2 separate regions of the Mus musculus genome follow, and region 1 is linked to region 2. Evidence: chromatin loops called from intact Hi-C (ENCODE). Cell type or tissue: gastrocnemius. All regions are shown on one strand.

The links. A loop is a pair of places that touch in the nucleus more often than their neighbours do. Peaks named below come from ENCODE experiments on the same cell type or tissue, not always from the same donor. Only the 100,000 strongest peaks of a DNase experiment are listed, where the experiment ranks them.
Region 1: a loop joins it to region 2, with 7 times the contacts of the local background. A loop is called at or near these places in 4 of 42 quality-filtered maps.

Annotation. Positions count from the first base shown.
Region 1 is chr8:11,211,688-11,219,687 of GRCm38, reverse strand. Col4a1 (collagen, type IV, alpha 1) reads left to right here. Exons shown (of 52, transcript NM_009931.2): 34 at 456-608; 35 at 721-819; 36 at 918-1,007; 37 at 1,636-1,775; 38 at 2,128-2,254; 39 at 2,343-2,423; 40 at 2,889-2,987; 41 at 4,986-5,036; 42 at 5,999-6,184; 43 at 6,953-7,086; 44 at 7,852-7,924. Among named protein-coding and RNA genes, the nearest start is that of Gm15418, 28 kb to the right of the region's middle. In gastrocnemius, a CTCF peak has its summit at 4,210 (motif pointing right); a DNase peak (open chromatin) is centred at 4,244; H3K27ac peaks cover 354 bases.
Region 2 is chr8:10,435,024-10,443,023 of GRCm38, reverse strand. It overlaps Myo16 (myosin XVI), which reads right to left. Exons shown (of 35, transcript NM_001319151.1): 17 at 7,134-7,245; 18 at 4,108-4,225; 19 at 3,320-3,391; 20 at 665-806. Among named protein-coding and RNA genes, the nearest start is that of Gm51561, 8.8 kb to the right of the region's middle. In gastrocnemius, no CTCF peak of the experiment used is centred here; DNase peaks (open chromatin) are centred at 3,152 and 4,043.

The DNA.
Region 1 (8,000 bases), 780 kb before region 2:
CCACATTAGTAGAACCCACTTCATGGGCAAGCCCAGATTTTTATTTTTTGTTCTCTGAAATTGATCCAAAATCCTGTTCTTAAAAAACGCTGACTGTAAACATAAGGCACAAAAAAGGGAAGTTGATGTCGGGATGCAGAAACTTTCCAGTCTGTCATTTGTTTATATTTGGGGGACACTCGAGAGTGATGGAGAACAGAGGTTGAGGAAGACATCTGGGAAGGAGGCATGAGGAGTCCATCTAAGAGTCATGTGTTGCGATTGCTGGCAGATAATGAACTTTAGAAGGAGGCTTCACAATGCCCCTCCCCTGTGGCTCAGACTCTCGCCGCCATGGTCAGCTCTTGCCATGTTCTAGTTCCTTCCTGACTTTGCAGGTACTGGCTGGCAAGAGTCCCCTCCAGACACAGCTGGGTCTGGATCTCACTGGGGGCTTGCTTCCATTTCCTCCACAGGGGACCATGGCCTTCCGGGCTCCTCAGGACCCAGGGGCGACCCTGGCTTCAAAGGTGATAAAGGTGACGTTGGGCTTCCTGGCATGCCAGGATCCATGGAGCATGTGGACATGGGGAGCATGAAGGGACAGAAAGGAGACCAGGGAGAGAAAGGTGAGTGGAAGAGACAGGCAGGCCTCACTGGGGCATCATATCATCCTGCTTTCTACAGCAATTGCTTACGAAGCAGATGTGGAAGCTCACTATGTTTTTTTGTGGCCTACAGGACAAATCGGACCCACTGGTGATAAAGGTTCCCGAGGAGACCCTGGAACACCAGGAGTACCTGGGAAGGATGGGCAGGCAGGGCATCCCGGACAGCCAGGTAGGTGTGGACAGTATAGCCACAGTCGTTGTCAAGAAACCTGCTTCTCAGTGCTCTCCGCAGATGTTTACCTGTGGGATTTTTCTCCGTTATTCTAGGGCCTAAAGGTGACCCAGGCCTTAGTGGGACACCAGGATCCCCTGGACTCCCTGGACCCAAAGGATCAGTTGGAGGAATGGGCTTGCCAGGTAACCTGACTGTGGACTCAAAAGTCTCTAACATACACTGTGTGTGCACGGGGCTGGTGGGATGTGCGCAGGGCAGCACTTGGAAGATCCAGGGCCTGACAGCCGTGTCTCTCATCTAGGGTGGATGGCTTTCGACTGACACTGATTGGCATTGGCTGACAATGGCTATAGTGTCTGTAATGATTGCTAAAAATGAATAAGTGATGCACACTGGAAAGTGAAGTCTGAGCTACCCATGGATAAGTGGGTTAGCTGGGGAGGTGTTTCTCAGCACAGGCTGGGAAGTGATAGTCAAAACTGGAAGCCTGCCTTCCTATCTCCTCTCAGGTCTTTGGGAGGAATTCCAATGACTTGCTATGACAGTCTAGGCTGCTGGTGGTATACCTGTGTCTGTGTGTCATAGGTCCATATATGGCGTGTGAATCTTCACACTGCCTCACAGTCCTCGGAACTGATGGTTCCGCATCGGCAGAGCTGTGTTCTCCCTATACAGTGATGGTCTTTCAAAGGCAGGGGGAAGCTTAGCTTGCCTGAGGACCCCTGGCTGTGTTGGTGGCAGACTGATAAGCAGAGCGATTTGTGTTGAGCGTCAGCCATTAAGTCCAAGTTCTATTGTCTGTGTCACTAGGTTCGCCTGGAGAAAAAGGTGTGCCTGGCATCCCTGGCTCACAGGGTGTCCCTGGCTCACCTGGAGAGAAGGGAGCCAAAGGAGAGAAAGGGCAGTCAGGTCTACCTGGCATTGGGATTCCGGGACGGCCTGGTGACAAGGTGATCATCTCCTGCCCCGTGACAATGTCCCTGACACTTACCAACTATCTCAGCACAACTATGATACAGCTCTCCCTCTGACTAACTCTGTCATGTCCTCCTGTTCACTGCCTTTTCTCCCAAGGGCAAACTCTAGAATCTCTCTGAGAGGGTGAGGGTGGCCGCATATCACAGGGAGGAAGAAGAGGGGCGGGCTGGGGAGCTTGGCAGATGGAGAGAATGTCTTTTCTGGAAAGCCCAGCAAATGGGATTCTCCAGTGTGATTGATACTCACGGCCTCTCTTACCTAGAAATCTGCTACCTAGAAAGTGCTTCCAGACCTGTAGGTGACACGTCTGCTTCTTCCTCACAGGGAGACCAGGGCCTTGCTGGCTTCCCAGGCAGCCCCGGTGAGAAGGGAGAGAAAGGCAGTGCCGGAACCCCAGGGATGCCAGGGTCCCCAGGCCCGAGAGGTTCTCCGGGGAACATCGGCCATCCAGGTATGGGGGCTGGGCAAGCTCTGGCAGAAAGGTACAGGTGAAGAAAACCTAGCTGCATACAACTTCTGAACTTTCATTTCCTCTTTAGGAAGCCCAGGCCTGCCTGGAGAGAAAGGGGATAAAGGCCTCCCAGGACTGGATGGCGTTCCTGGTGTCAAAGGAGAAGCAGGTAGAGATGGACCCTTTGCTGGCACTTGGGTGAAAAGATGAGGAGCGCCCAGGCTTCATGGGGGTTGGGGAGTGTAGTCTCAGCCTCATGGGAGAATTCTTCACACTGAAGCAGGCCCTAGTATGTTATCTGGGGTCTAGGGCCAGCTGGTTTATCCCTCCACTTTCAGATCCACAGGCAGAGTCTGTAAAGCGTTTGAGGTCTTTGGGAAATGAAGCCAGCATCTCCAAGCTGCTTTTGTAGTGAGAAGAGCATTTCAGATATCTCCCTCCTCTCTGTGCAAGCATTGGGTGGGGGTCTATGCTGTTCCTAGCAGCAGAAAAGAACCTGTTGGAACGGATCAGAGCTGACATCAGGGATACCAGGGATGCAGGGAACAGCTCTTTCTGATGTGGGAAAGGGGCCACTTCTCAGACGCCACGGTGCTAAGGACAGTCCACAAGTGATCATATCTTTCTCCCCAAGGTCTCCCTGGGACTCCTGGCCCCACAGGCCCAGCTGGCCAGAAGGGAGAGCCGGGCAGCGATGGAATCCCGGGGTCGGCAGGAGAGAAGGGTGAACAAGGTGAGTCTTGTTCCTGCTTCCCAGCAGAAGCCATGCTGTTCCCTCAGAGACTGCAGCGCCATGATGATCGAACACAGAGGTCTCAGTGCTGAGTTCCTTGCGGCTCCGAAAATATAGATGTGGACTGGAGGGATGGGATTGGATCAGGGAGGGATGCTCATTCCTTCTGTGAGTGAAGCGCTTCCCTGGAGGGTGGGTCCAGAGACACAGATGCGGGGCTGCCGGGCAGGAATGCCTCCCTTTCTGTTTCCCCTGTGTTCACTGTGACAAAACCAAACCAAACAGCCAAGAGAATTCTGTCCAGCATTTTCCCCAGTTTGGGAAGGAGTCCTAGTCTTCCAGGGTCTGGGGGTCTTGTGGTTACTGTTGCTTCCTGTGTCTGCTCCTGTTACTGATAGAAGAGCTGTCGTGGCAGGACCGCAGGTTTTTAGCTATAGCTGTGTTGGGCAGGAATGGAGCAGCAGGGGCTCCTTGCTATCACCGCTGGCTGCTCTTCAGTTCCCTTACTCATTCTCTATAGACATCATGTATAAGAAGCCCTTTCCACTTCCTCCTCCTGTTTACCCACTGCTATGTGAAGCCCACTCTCCTGCCCACTACCCAGCTCTCTGTGCTCCACCCACTCGACGGGATGAAGAGTCAGTCAGATGGTCATCTGAGAAAAGCCAGACTGCGTGTCTCTGCCGTAGTCACCACTACCCAGGACTGACTGGGGTGTTTTTACTCTGGCCAAGTAGAACTCAAGAGTAGGAATCTCCCTATGCTGCTGTCCCTTTGGAACCCTTGGCTTTATGCAGTGGTGATTGGCAGCAGCCAGCAGCATCAGATGGTATCTCTGAGTGCTTGAAGGTGTGTGGGACCCTCAGTAGCTGGTGGCACAGCTGTCAGGCCTAGAGTGTCTGGGACACTGGGCTCTTAAAGTGCTGCAGGTCCCTGGAATTCTAGCAACAAGGGCCTGCCTGCCCTTTCTCATCTTAAGCCTTTTCCAACGGTTATTTTCTCTGCGGCTTCTGCTGTCTTTTTTTGCCCTGGCAACTCTCTGAAGTTCTTCAGCCACTCTCTGGTCTCTGTTGCCACAGTCTCCTCTTGTGTTCTCTCCTCTTGTCTGTTTTATTGGTGATAAAGAGCCAAATGTGTCCAAGAAATCTGGCCTTCCATAGTGAGGCCTTTCACAGATAAACAAGACTGGGCAAAAAATGACCACTTAGAGAAAGCCTCTTTTTGAACACCAGGGGGCAGCAGACTAGGGACAGGAGCCAAGCTCCCTCTTATAGTGCTGGGGTGTATGTCATAGTTGTTTGCACCAATCGCAAACCTTCCTTTCTGCTGGGCCACCAGTGGGAGGTGCTTCTTCTGTAGTCTGGGTGAAGATGGCTTCAGGGTCCTTTAGAATTCTCTGGGCTTTGAGTTGCTCTGTTCTGAGGTCTACCCAGAGCCATTAGAGTTTCCTTAGACTGTAAGGGATCCAGACAGCCAGGCTGCAATGAAGGCAGTCCACTGGGTACCAGAAACGTATCTGCTTGACTGGTGGATTTCCTATTTGAGGCTGCCCGGGGCCTTATAAGGGTAGGGTCTGCACAATAGCTGCCAGTTTCCACACAGAAAGTTTAAAAAACGATGTTTATGATAAAGACACCAGGGAGCACTCTCAATTCTAGCAGCAATCAAAGGGAATTGGTAGCATCTGTCAGGGCCTCGCTGTGTTTACCTTCTGCCCTAGTGCCCAGGGAAAGGTGAGCCTTCTGTCCTGCCTCTGTAGGAGAAAGAGTGTCATTAGCGCAGATCATTTCTGCTCAGCACCTTAATGAGCCAAACAGAAAGGTCTTCAAGGAGAACGCATGATGAGACAGTTGCAGAGGTGTAGCTTTGCTCCCAGGTTCCACGGGACTCCTCAGGGCACTCTTTAAGTGCTGCGTGGTGTCAGGGCACATGGGGCATGGCCTCCCACTGTCTCTGCAGCTGAGTAAGAGACTGTTGTTTTCTGTCCTCACCCTGTAGGTGTTCCAGGAAGAGGCTTCCCCGGCTTCCCTGGCTCCAAAGGAGACAAAGGTAACGCTCTCAGCTTCGCACCTTTGTGTGGAGTGGTCCACGGAACTCAGCATGTCCCCCTTAGCAAAGCAGTGACCGTGTCTAGTGGCTGATAGATGTCTGATGATTGCACCATCTGATTCACGCGTGATGTGATATGTGGTACCTGCCAAATACCTTATGATGTCATTATTGCTTACGTTTTGAGTAGCATGTAAACATGCGTTCCCATCCCTGGTAATCTTCTGTAGTTTCTTTTTAATTAATCAGTTAAATGCATATGCTTGAATGTGTGTGTGTGTGTGTGTGTGTGTGTGTGTGTAGGAGGTTGTAAGCTGCCATGGGGTACTGGAAACTGAGCTTGGGTCCTCTGCAAGAGCAGTGAGTGCTCCTGACTGCAGAGCCAGCTATCTAGCCCTTACTTTATTATTTTTTTAAAAGTAGCTTTATTGGGCTAACATTACCATATGATAGACAGCACATATTTAAAATGTGCTGTTGTTCTTCAAGTTTTGACTCATCTATGCATCCACAGAAACAGTGCATTCTGGGTAGTGTCACAGCTGTCACCCAATGGCTGTCCCACTGGTTCTGATCCTCCATATTGTATCCTGAAGTCCTCAGGCCCCTCAAACAAATACCCATGTTAATTTAGGAGCCACGAATGATACTGTATCTTATACAAGTTTCATGCAAGCCTGGCTTCTTCCCATAGAGTATCTGGTTTACAGCTTTCCTGTTGTCTGTATTGATAATTCACTTGTGAAGCCTAAGTAGGGTCCCATTGCATCCTTGTAACAGTTTGCTTTGTCCATGTCTTGGGATGAGCCTACTCTTGGTTTTAGTAGTATAGTTGCTTGAAGACTTCAAAACACATTTAAGATACACATATAAGATCTCTGGCTGTCACCGCAGTGTAGCATCTCTATGGACTCTGCTCCTCTGGTCACCATCATCTCTCTCTCTCTCTCTCTCCTGTGCAGGCTCCAAGGGTGAAGTGGGTTTCCCTGGCCTAGCTGGAAGTCCTGGAATTCCTGGAGTCAAAGGCGAGCAAGGGTTCATGGGTCCTCCTGGCCCTCAAGGACAACCTGGCTTACCTGGCACTCCTGGTCACCCTGTGGAGGGGCCCAAAGGAGACCGAGGACCTCAGGGTCAACCTGGCCTGCCAGGTAAGGGCTTTTCACCAGACACATGCTCAAGTTAACAACTCAGAGCTGCGCTTGGGTCTCTGTTGAACTGGTCTCTGTGGTTTCCTTTCTGTTGAGGTATTACTTAGAGAGCAGCATGAGAGAAGATTACAGAGAGAGGTGCAGTAGAGATACCATTTGGATTTTTGCTTTAACTGGGGCAATGCTCGAATGTTTGCCACCCTGAGCTTGCCTCCTGTGGTTGTGGAGGACCCTGGACACTGTGGCTTCAGTATTTTGGAAGCCAACACTGTGACATTCACATGAACACCTCAATGGTGCTGTACGCCCCCGACTTTATAACCACGTGGCTTTACTATTGACTTATTTTAGTGGTACTGGGGATGGAACATAGGCTTTGTGTATGCTAGGCAAATATTTTACTATTGAGTTACACACTCAGCCATTTTATTAATGTTGTTGTTTTGAGTCAGGTTCTCACAAAGTTGTCCCCACTGGCCTTGAATCAGTAACTCTGTAGCCTAATACCAGTGAACTGGGTCTCCTGCTGCTTCAGTCTCTGGTATAGCTGGGGTGACAGACCTGGGCCGCCAGTGCCAGCATTTGGGTGCTGAGTCTGTTGTTTGTATGAGCACCCTTCCTTGATTTCCTGGAGGCCTGTGTTACTCTACAAGGCCATGGTGTTATGGTTGCAGAGAGTTGATAGCAGTGTGACTGTACCATAGCCCAGTGACACAGTCCACTATAGTACCAACCACCCTAACCCTGCGTCTTTGTTCTTTGCATTAGGGCATCCGGGACCTATGGGGCCGCCAGGGTTCCCAGGAATCAATGGGCCAAAAGGTGACAAGGGAAATCAAGGTTGGCCAGGAGCTCCGGGGGTTCCAGGCCCTAAGGGAGACCCAGGATTCCAAGGCATGCCGGTGAGTGATTGAGTGTAGAATTGATTTTCAAAAGGAACTTTTTGGTCAAGAGTATTATTATATGTGTGTGTATGTGTTTCTATATGTGTGCACATGTGTGATACCGCCCAGCCCTTAAAGCAGTTCCTTCCTTTGGGATCAGCATAGGAAAGTATTGCATGTGCTTTTATAATCTATTTTATAGAGCCATTAAACAGGAAATGCTATACTGCTGCAGATTATAGTTCAGTGCCCGACTTTACAACCCATTTACAAATTCAGTGCAAGTATTCAGTATCTTGGTAAAGAGCAGTTCTTCACAGCCTGAGAATTGTCTTCTAGAGTTGGCAGAGGCTCAGGTGTTTTAAAATATTTTCTCCATAATTAAAATAATAATTCAGATGGGGCATGAGGCTGGTTTTAAGGAACACTCACTGCCCTTTGACGATGAAGAGACCAGAAGGGTGGTATGGTCCTGATAGAACTGGGTTTGTTTCCATGGCAACTGTCCATGGTATTGTGGCTGTGTCATGGCATCATGCTGGTGGGTGGGGACAGCGGCTACAAGCTCGAAGGAACTGCTGTGTATATGGACCAGTAAAGAGAGACCAGGGGACCAGTGTTGCAGTTATCTTCTCGTGTTCTGTCGTTTAAAGAATTGTATGACCCACCTGAGCTCACAAACTCCTGTGCAGAACACAGAAGTGCTTTTTGCCTGACAGGGTACGCAGGGTACAAACTGGGTGTCTAGAGCCATGTCCAGCTCACACTTCCTTTGGTACCTAGGGCATTGGCGGCTCTCCAGGGATCACAGGTTCAAAGGGAGATATGGGACTGCCCGGAGTTCCAGGATTTCAAGGTAAGACCATGAGGCCTGACAGCCTTGTTGTTGAGGGGATACTGTCCCAAAGGCTGCCTGAGCTCCAAGCTTCCAT
Region 2 (8,000 bases):
AGAGATGATTAAGGGTATGAGCCAAGAGGATTACCACAGAGACCCTTTGTCAAACAACGCGTGAAGCAGGTGAGGAATCTCAAGGCAGAGTCATACACATCATCAAACTGGCTCTGAAAGAGACACACGTGGGCTTTCACCAACCCCTGAGCTTTAGATATTCTTAGACTGTCTTGTTCCTAGAGTCATGAAATTTCTATTCTTCTCGTGCACAAAAGGCCACATCTATACCTTCATTCTAGAGAGAACACATTTGCATATCTATGCATGAGAGACAGTTTGATTCATCCCTCAGTGCTGGTGGGTGGCAAGGTGGGGCGGGGCTTATAGTTCTAAAGCATAATTACTGATACCTTCCAGAGAGGTTAGCTTGCTAAAATGAAGCATGAATGAAGCCAGCCCTGGGCAATGCTGTAAGGTAAAGCCTCTCTCCAGGGTGGGGCTAAAGCAGAGTAACACTTGGGCCACCATCCACAGCACCTGAATTGCATGCAGCTGGATAACCCAGGGCCCAGCACCTGTAATCCTGAGTTGTGTGTGGCATTGCAATCAACATTAACAGCTACTGAGGGGGGCTGTGACAGGGTAACCAAAGGCTCAGTGTCCAGACCTCCTGAATTATGTGTGACATCGAAACATAGATGCAAGCATCCACTGTTCCTACCTTTTATATTCATCTTGATTCTGGAGGCAGCAATTCACAGTGTTTATCAGAAAGCCAAACAAACGACTGTACAGTGACTTGGCCAGGAGGTCGCGGTAAAACGCAGCCATCTGGATAGTGTGTCGACGTATTATCACATCTCCTGGAATAGTGAAAGGAAGAGGAGAATTGTGGACAATGGTCTCCTTGTTAGAAGCCAACACAACTGTCTATGTCCCACTCACACTCTATGATGTCCGCCATGTCCAGAAAGGGCCCCGAAAGGTGGTGCCTGACAGTTATCGACATCTGAAGTGTCGTGTACCTTGACTTCTTACTAAGGCTTCTACGCATACCTCTGCACCTCTCTGCAACTGAGCCACCTCCTCTCAGTTGGAGAGCTAGCTCAGGGTCCTGTGAGTGAGCTTTCGGATAATAGCTCACTGGTTGGGCACTGAGCTGGCCCAGGGCATTTGAACACTTGCCTGTCTGGAGAGTAATGGTCAAATCAATCAGAATGTGCCTGTGGGTCCAGGGGACAAAACAGGGCCTTCGGGAAGAAGCCCCTGTCACTCTCAAGTGGAGCCATGGGAATCCTGAGAGAGGAGAAGTTCCAGAATGGAAGGCCAGTGAAGGGACTCAGGATAGAGAGTTAGGGTGACCTGGGATGCAGGCAGATCCAGTACAGTACTGCTGGATGAGACAGTGTGTGAATGCCGGGCTCAAGAATGCTCGCCTGTGGCCTTGGCCAGCAGGGCGTGTCCTTAAGTCTCAGTCCTTAAGGCTGAGCAGATGGCAGGGATGGGAGAGTCCCTCAGTTGGCTGGAGGGAAAGGAAAGAGAGGGGAGCCACCACTGAGACAAGATAGAACTTCACTAAATTGAAAGAGCACGGTCAAAACCATGGGTGCGGTAAAGCCCACTAAGGCAGGGGACAAGTGCAGCCTTCCAGATGTCACCACGAAAGTTCCGGGTTCACGTGGTTGAGGAGCTCTGAAGGGTGGGCAATGTGGTGAGAGGAGGTTGGGTGGGATGTGTTGAGGGAACCGGATGGTGAGTGACCAGCGGAATTTAACATGTGCACTGGCTGGTTTTGTGTGTCAACTGGACACAAGCTAGAGTCATCGGAGAAGAAGGAGACTCAGTTGACGAAATGCCTCCATGAGATCCAGCTGTAAGGCATTTTCTCATATAATGCTCAATTCGGGGAGGACCCAACCCATGGTGGTCTCATCCCTGGGCTGTGGTCCTAGTTTCTCTAAGAAAGCAGGTTGAGCAAGCCATTCGAAGCAAGACAGCAAGCAGCATCCCTCTATGGCCTCTGTATCAGCTCCTGTCTCAAGTCTCCTGACCCTCTTGAGTTCCTGTCCTGACCTCCTTCTCAGAAGTGTAGGCACAATTAACCCTTTCCTCCCTGGCTTGCTTTTGGGTCATGGTGTTTTGTTACAGCAACAGAACCCCGACTAAGAACATGTCTTCAGAAAGACCAGCAGCATCTTGAGAACTCCAGGCACTTGACATAGGTGGGAGCAGAGACGTAGATGGAGACATGGCTAAGAATGGCTAAGGGGGCCTGGAAGTCTGTCCTATAGGGAGGAGCATTCTCTAAGAAAAGTGGTGTCTTGGAAAGACTGTTGCGCGCAGGTGAGAAGCACACTTCCATTTCATTCCCGTGGAGGTGAGCGACTTCCAGAGGAAAGAAAACACCAACAGAAGCTGCTGCTGTGATGCTGGACAGGAAATGGAGGGCTGTGAGGAGGGAAGCTCTTTGAGAGGTCAGAGGGACCCAACCTACTTGGTAGAGAAGGGTGAGGGGTAAGGGGAGCCAGCAGAACCTGGGGAACAGCTGGATGGATCATGGGAAAACTCAGTATGTTGATTAGCATGGAAGGGGGGATTCTAAGCAGTAGGGGTCATTAGCCAAGCATCAAAATCCCTGCAAGCCAGACCCACGAAGCAGCTGGTAAGTTCGACATAGAGTGCCCGGGGAGGCCAGCCCTCACAGCTATGAAGAGGAAGGTTGAAGAAGGGCATCCATCCTGACATTTCAGTGGATAGCTGAAGCACATGCAGGAGTGCTAGTCTCCTGTGCACGGAGCACGGCCTTGCACCAGTGGGTGCCACAGGGAGTAGGCATACACAGAGGGCTGAAGCCGCCCTGTGAAGGTAGACAGCTTCTTTACCAGTGGCTTGGCATCTCTGGTGATTAACCCCTTTTAATCTGACTACTTTCCTCCCTGAGGAGAGTAATAGTTATGCCCGCCTCCTGACCATTCTTGAGATCAGAAATGACAAACTTCGGACCATTTGGCTCCATGCCATTCCCTCATAAACACCAAATAAATGACAGCCCCCATTCTGAGCGGGGAAAGGCAGAGAGAAGGCCGCACCCCTCCCCCATGAAGATCCATGTTTTATGAGAATACATCCTCTTAGATTGATGGCTTTGTTTTTCTGAACTGACAGGTTGATTAGGAAGGGGGCTAGTTACTCAGAATGATCTCCCGGGAGCATGGCAGGGTTCCCATACAGCAGCCTTTCAGTGCTTTCTCCTGGCACTCAGTCCATGCAAACAGTTTCCCCCGTGTGGAGACAGGCAAGGCTGTGTTTAATTTCCCCATTTCAAAGAAGCCCAGGGACTGTACAAAGGTAAAAGTCAGGTTGCACAAGGACTTACCTTTAAAATACTGAATATCAGTTGTTAGGGCGGATGCCAGCTCGTCGGTCGACACTTGCAACATACCTGCCACTGAAATCAAACACAGCTGTAAATAAGAAAGCACCATGCATTTCAACACTAAGAACACTGCGATTTGTGTCCATTGTGTGCATACTTCATGTTAGAAGGAGAGCAACTTCTACTCTCTGGCTTAAACTCATCTAGAGAAATGCCTTAGTACTCCAGACACTGGTGGGATCTTGTGTCTGTCTGGATTTAGTAAGGACATATTTTCCCCTTCACCACCCTTGTAGATAGGGCTGGATTATTTTTTTCCAAATTCCTTATTAAAATAACTTTGAAACAGGTGAAAATAGGCCATTTATTGGAAGCCCGTGGTTTGAGGATATTTTTTTAAAACTAGATGTGACCATGAAAACAATATCAAACAAGAGGGGCTTTTGAACATGGTGTTTAAAGGAAAGTAATTGTGAGTTTATAATGTTTAGCTAACGACTCCTCTCCAAATACTGTGTGGACAGCAGGTTGGGGCAAAGAATATTCTAATAATATCAAATGATCTAAAGTATATGATGATACCCCTGTGCAGAATGGGACCACGAAAGCACGTTTGTCAACCACCCCCTTTCGAGAAAAGAAAGAGGTTCTCCCCTCCCCCCAAGACTTCAGACCAGCTAGTGATTGTTGCAGCCAGCCGGATTCTGTGCTGTGTCGCCATCTGCTGGCAAAACTGTGAAACTGCACCCCCAACGACTTTGCCATCAAGGTGGTGGTGCTCCACTGACCTTGTTCCAGAAGCTGGAGGTCAGAGACAAAGGCCGAGTCAGCTTCTGTTAGTGCAGTGAACTGAATGTCTCCGATGTGTAGTATCGCCGATAGGATAACGAATAGGTTTTCCACCTCCTAAGTGTTTACAGAGAACAGATAGAATAATTCAGAGGTGGGAGCTCCAAGCAACCGGGAGCATTCTGGTGGGGTTGGGCTTGCCACTCTTCAGACCCACAGTGGGAGATTCAAGAAACTGCTCAAAATCAAATCTCAGCTCCATGTGCGTTGCCCTAAATTGCTGTTCTGGTATGAATCAGTGTGTTCTGGATAATCATTATTATATATATATATAAATAGTGATTGTAGTCCAATCACTTGCAGGAAACACCCCACTGTCCCAAGCTGTTCTTGCACATGGGTGCAGGGAACAGGAGAGGAGGGCCTGGTCTGGAAGCCTGGAACTGAGGGAAGAGTGGGACCTGAAGCTGGGAATTGCCACTTTCCCATTTATAAAGTAAGCACCTGGAGGTACTGATCTCAAGCAATTCTTAGGTATAGCATTCCATAATTAACAGAAGGCAGCATTTCCCACTGGACTCTGCAAGGTAGTCACCTCTACACAGGCAAGGAGGGCCTGTGCTGTTCTCGGGGGGGGGGGGTATGATTTATTCAGTGAGGAAGACAGAGCTTTGAGTGTTCACTATAACCCACGATATAATGCAGTGAAACTGAATCAGAGGAAAACTCCCCATGGAAGGAGGAGGAGTTCTGGGGTCCCGCTTTTGTCTGTAGTGGTGCAGTGGTGTCCCCCTGCCTTGTCAGCTTGCCTGCTACTGGATATGGTTGGTGCAGAGATGGAGGCTTCTCTGCAAAGTAGTCTCAAAGAACCACAAGCCCTTGCAGGTTTTGCTCTAAGAAACACAAGCCCTTGCAGATTTTGCTCTGAAGGCCTTATCGGCCAGAAATACTATCCTTTGAATTGTCATGGACTAAGGCCACCACTCCAAAGTGGAACAGATTTTGTTCTTCACATTGCTTCAAAGGCTTACGATGAAGGGATGGACATCAGGCCGTTTGTGTAAATGCACTGCCGTCTCCATCAGCTATGCCAGTCAGCAGGTGTGTTTTGCCTGTCCTGCCTTTGAGGATCAATTGTGGAACTTGAAAGGCGTTTCCAAGTGGATGATATTTTGGTAAAATGGTGCCCTGCCCCTGTCTGTGTTCCTGTTCCCTACAGGATCTAGAAACTCCAGGTTGGGGAGTGAGGATAAGAAAAGAGACATCACGGAAGCCAGCGCTAATACAGAGCATGCAAGTGGGCAGGGCCAGAAAAAGACAGACATGTAGAAATTGAATAACCAGGGTCAAAAGAACAAGACATCATCAGACTGCCTCTCACTGTGGAACTCCATGCTCTTAAAGGTGTGGGGCCTGTTTGAACAAAGTGTCTCAGTGAATCCACTTAGGGTGAGCCATTTATCAATTGTCTTTTATGCTTCCTCCAGCCCCCGTTGCCCAAGACTGTGGGCAAGCATGACACACACACTTCTAAGGAAGGAGAAGGAGCTCATACTTCAGACTACATCTGGGATGGAGCTGCGGGGCTCGCTGGGGTCCCCAGTGACCTCTTGCTCATTGTCCCTGAGGATTTGGCCCAATCTACATTACTTCCATATTGAGGGAGAAGAGATACCACATCAGGAAAACAGAAATGACGTCCAAGAACATCCTCAGGGGCCTAACCATTCATGTCTAATTCTCAGGACCAGACCCATTCAGAGCAATAATCCCTAACCACATGGCTATTTAAATTCAAATTAATATTTTAAGATACAAAAAAGCAAACAAACAAACAAATAAACAAACAAACAAAAAGTTCATTTCTTTAGCCTCCTTTGTCACATGACAAAGCCGGGCAGTGGTGGTGCACGCCTTTAATCCCAGCACTTGGGAGGCAGAGGCAGGTGGATTTCTGAGTTCGAGGCCAGCCTGTTTTACAAAGTGAGTTCCAGGACAGCCAGAGCTATACAGAGAACCCTGTCTCGAAAAACACAAAACAAAACAAACAACCCTCCCCAAAAAAACCCAGAAAACAAACAAACAAACAAACAAATAAACAAACAAACAAAAAGTTCATTTCTTTAGCCTCCTTTGTCACATGACAAGTGCCCAGTATCCAGAGCAGACTATAAGTCCTAGGCAGCCTGGCTTGACCACAGGCCTCTCTGTTATCTTTGAAATTGCTCTGGCACAGCAGAGGGCTAGAAATTTCCCTGCCTGCTCTAGCCTGCTAGAGAAGATACTTAAGTAAAGTGATTATGTTAGTTTGCAGGGTGACCATTTTAACAGTATGGTTTCTTCAGCTTAGCCAGTTTTCTCATGGTTCAGACAACACAGTTATCTGGTTTATTCTAAATATGTATGTGAAAGGTTTTTTTTTTCTTATATTTCTATTGAAAATGATGGTTCTGGAGAGCGGGCTCAGTATTTTGGAGTGGGGGTGCTCTTGGAGAAGACCTGGGTTTGATTCCCAGTATCCACAAGGTAGCTTATAAACTGTATGTAACTCCAGTTCCAAGGGACCCAATACCTTCTTCTGTCATCCACAGGCACTATGTGCAAGCACAACTCCCATATATATTAAAGAAAGGAAGAGAGAGAGAGAGAGAGAGAGAGAGGAAGAAGAAGAAGAAGGAGAAGAAGAAGAAGAAGAAGAAGAAGAAGAAGAAGAAGAAGAAGAAGAAGAAGAAGAAAGAAGAAAGAAATAGGCAAACAAATGAGATAACATCAATGCCTTGTTACTGTATCCGTGTATCTCTGCCTTCCAGGGATCTACCACCCATTCATCCTGCTCCCTTGTCTCCTGCCCAGGCTGGACAGTCAGCACCAGGAGGCCATATAGACCACGTTCTCTGCTGAAACATTGTCAGAGCTGGCAGCAACCCTTGGGCTACACTGAGGTTCAGGAAACGGTTTGGGAGAAGTGAGTCTATAAACTGGTAGCGGCTGGCTTTCCGTGTGAAGCCCTGATAAGGGGACTCACCAAGGTGCTGAAGCCAATTACATTCAGAGCATGTTTCAGAGCTGCAAGTCTCTCCTTGTTCAGAGAATGCTCTGCTGTAGACACATCTTCCCGCATGCCTTGGCTCACATACCTGTTAGGATAAATACGTGGTGTTATGACTTGGCTTGGAGTCAAATGCTGGTGGTAAAAGGTTACCTCATTGGTACCTGATCTCTGTCATAGTGGAAATCACCTGGACACTGTGTTCCCAGGTGTTTACAAAGCGACTCAGGAGCACATGATGTCTCCGGAAAGTAGACAGTTATTCTAATACCAGAATATCATCACACTGCAGACACGGGACTCACCTCATCTGAACCCTTCTCCGTGAGGGGAGACGGTCATCAGCGTGCTGTGAACTTCATATAGGAAGCTGGCAGGTGTCGAAACAGGCCTTGCAAGTCACATTTGCATGAAAGATGCTTAATGTATACTAATGTATTATCCCTGCTTGCCAGTAGCATTTAATTTTAAGGTTGCTGATTGATTCCCTTTGCTTTGCAAACACCGAAGCGCCGATTACCAAATGCAGGCATACCAAAAAGCTGAGGACACCAACCACAAGGACAAAGGGCTCCTCTAGGAAACTAATCAGGAGCAGGTTAGGTACCCAAGTCACAGACAAGGGGAGAGCTGGCAACAGCATAGTGTGCAAGCAGAGCAAATGACCCGAGTGTGGGTGAACGGTGCTTCTAAGTGTGGAGGAAGCAGGTAGGCACCAGGAGGGAACGCTGTGGAGGAGCGAGGCTCCCTCAGGAGAGCCAGTGGCTAAGTAAGAATGGGCCTAGTTTGCAAATAACGCCCACGTCCCAGGAACTTGCAGAAACACGTATGAAGTGGCACAAG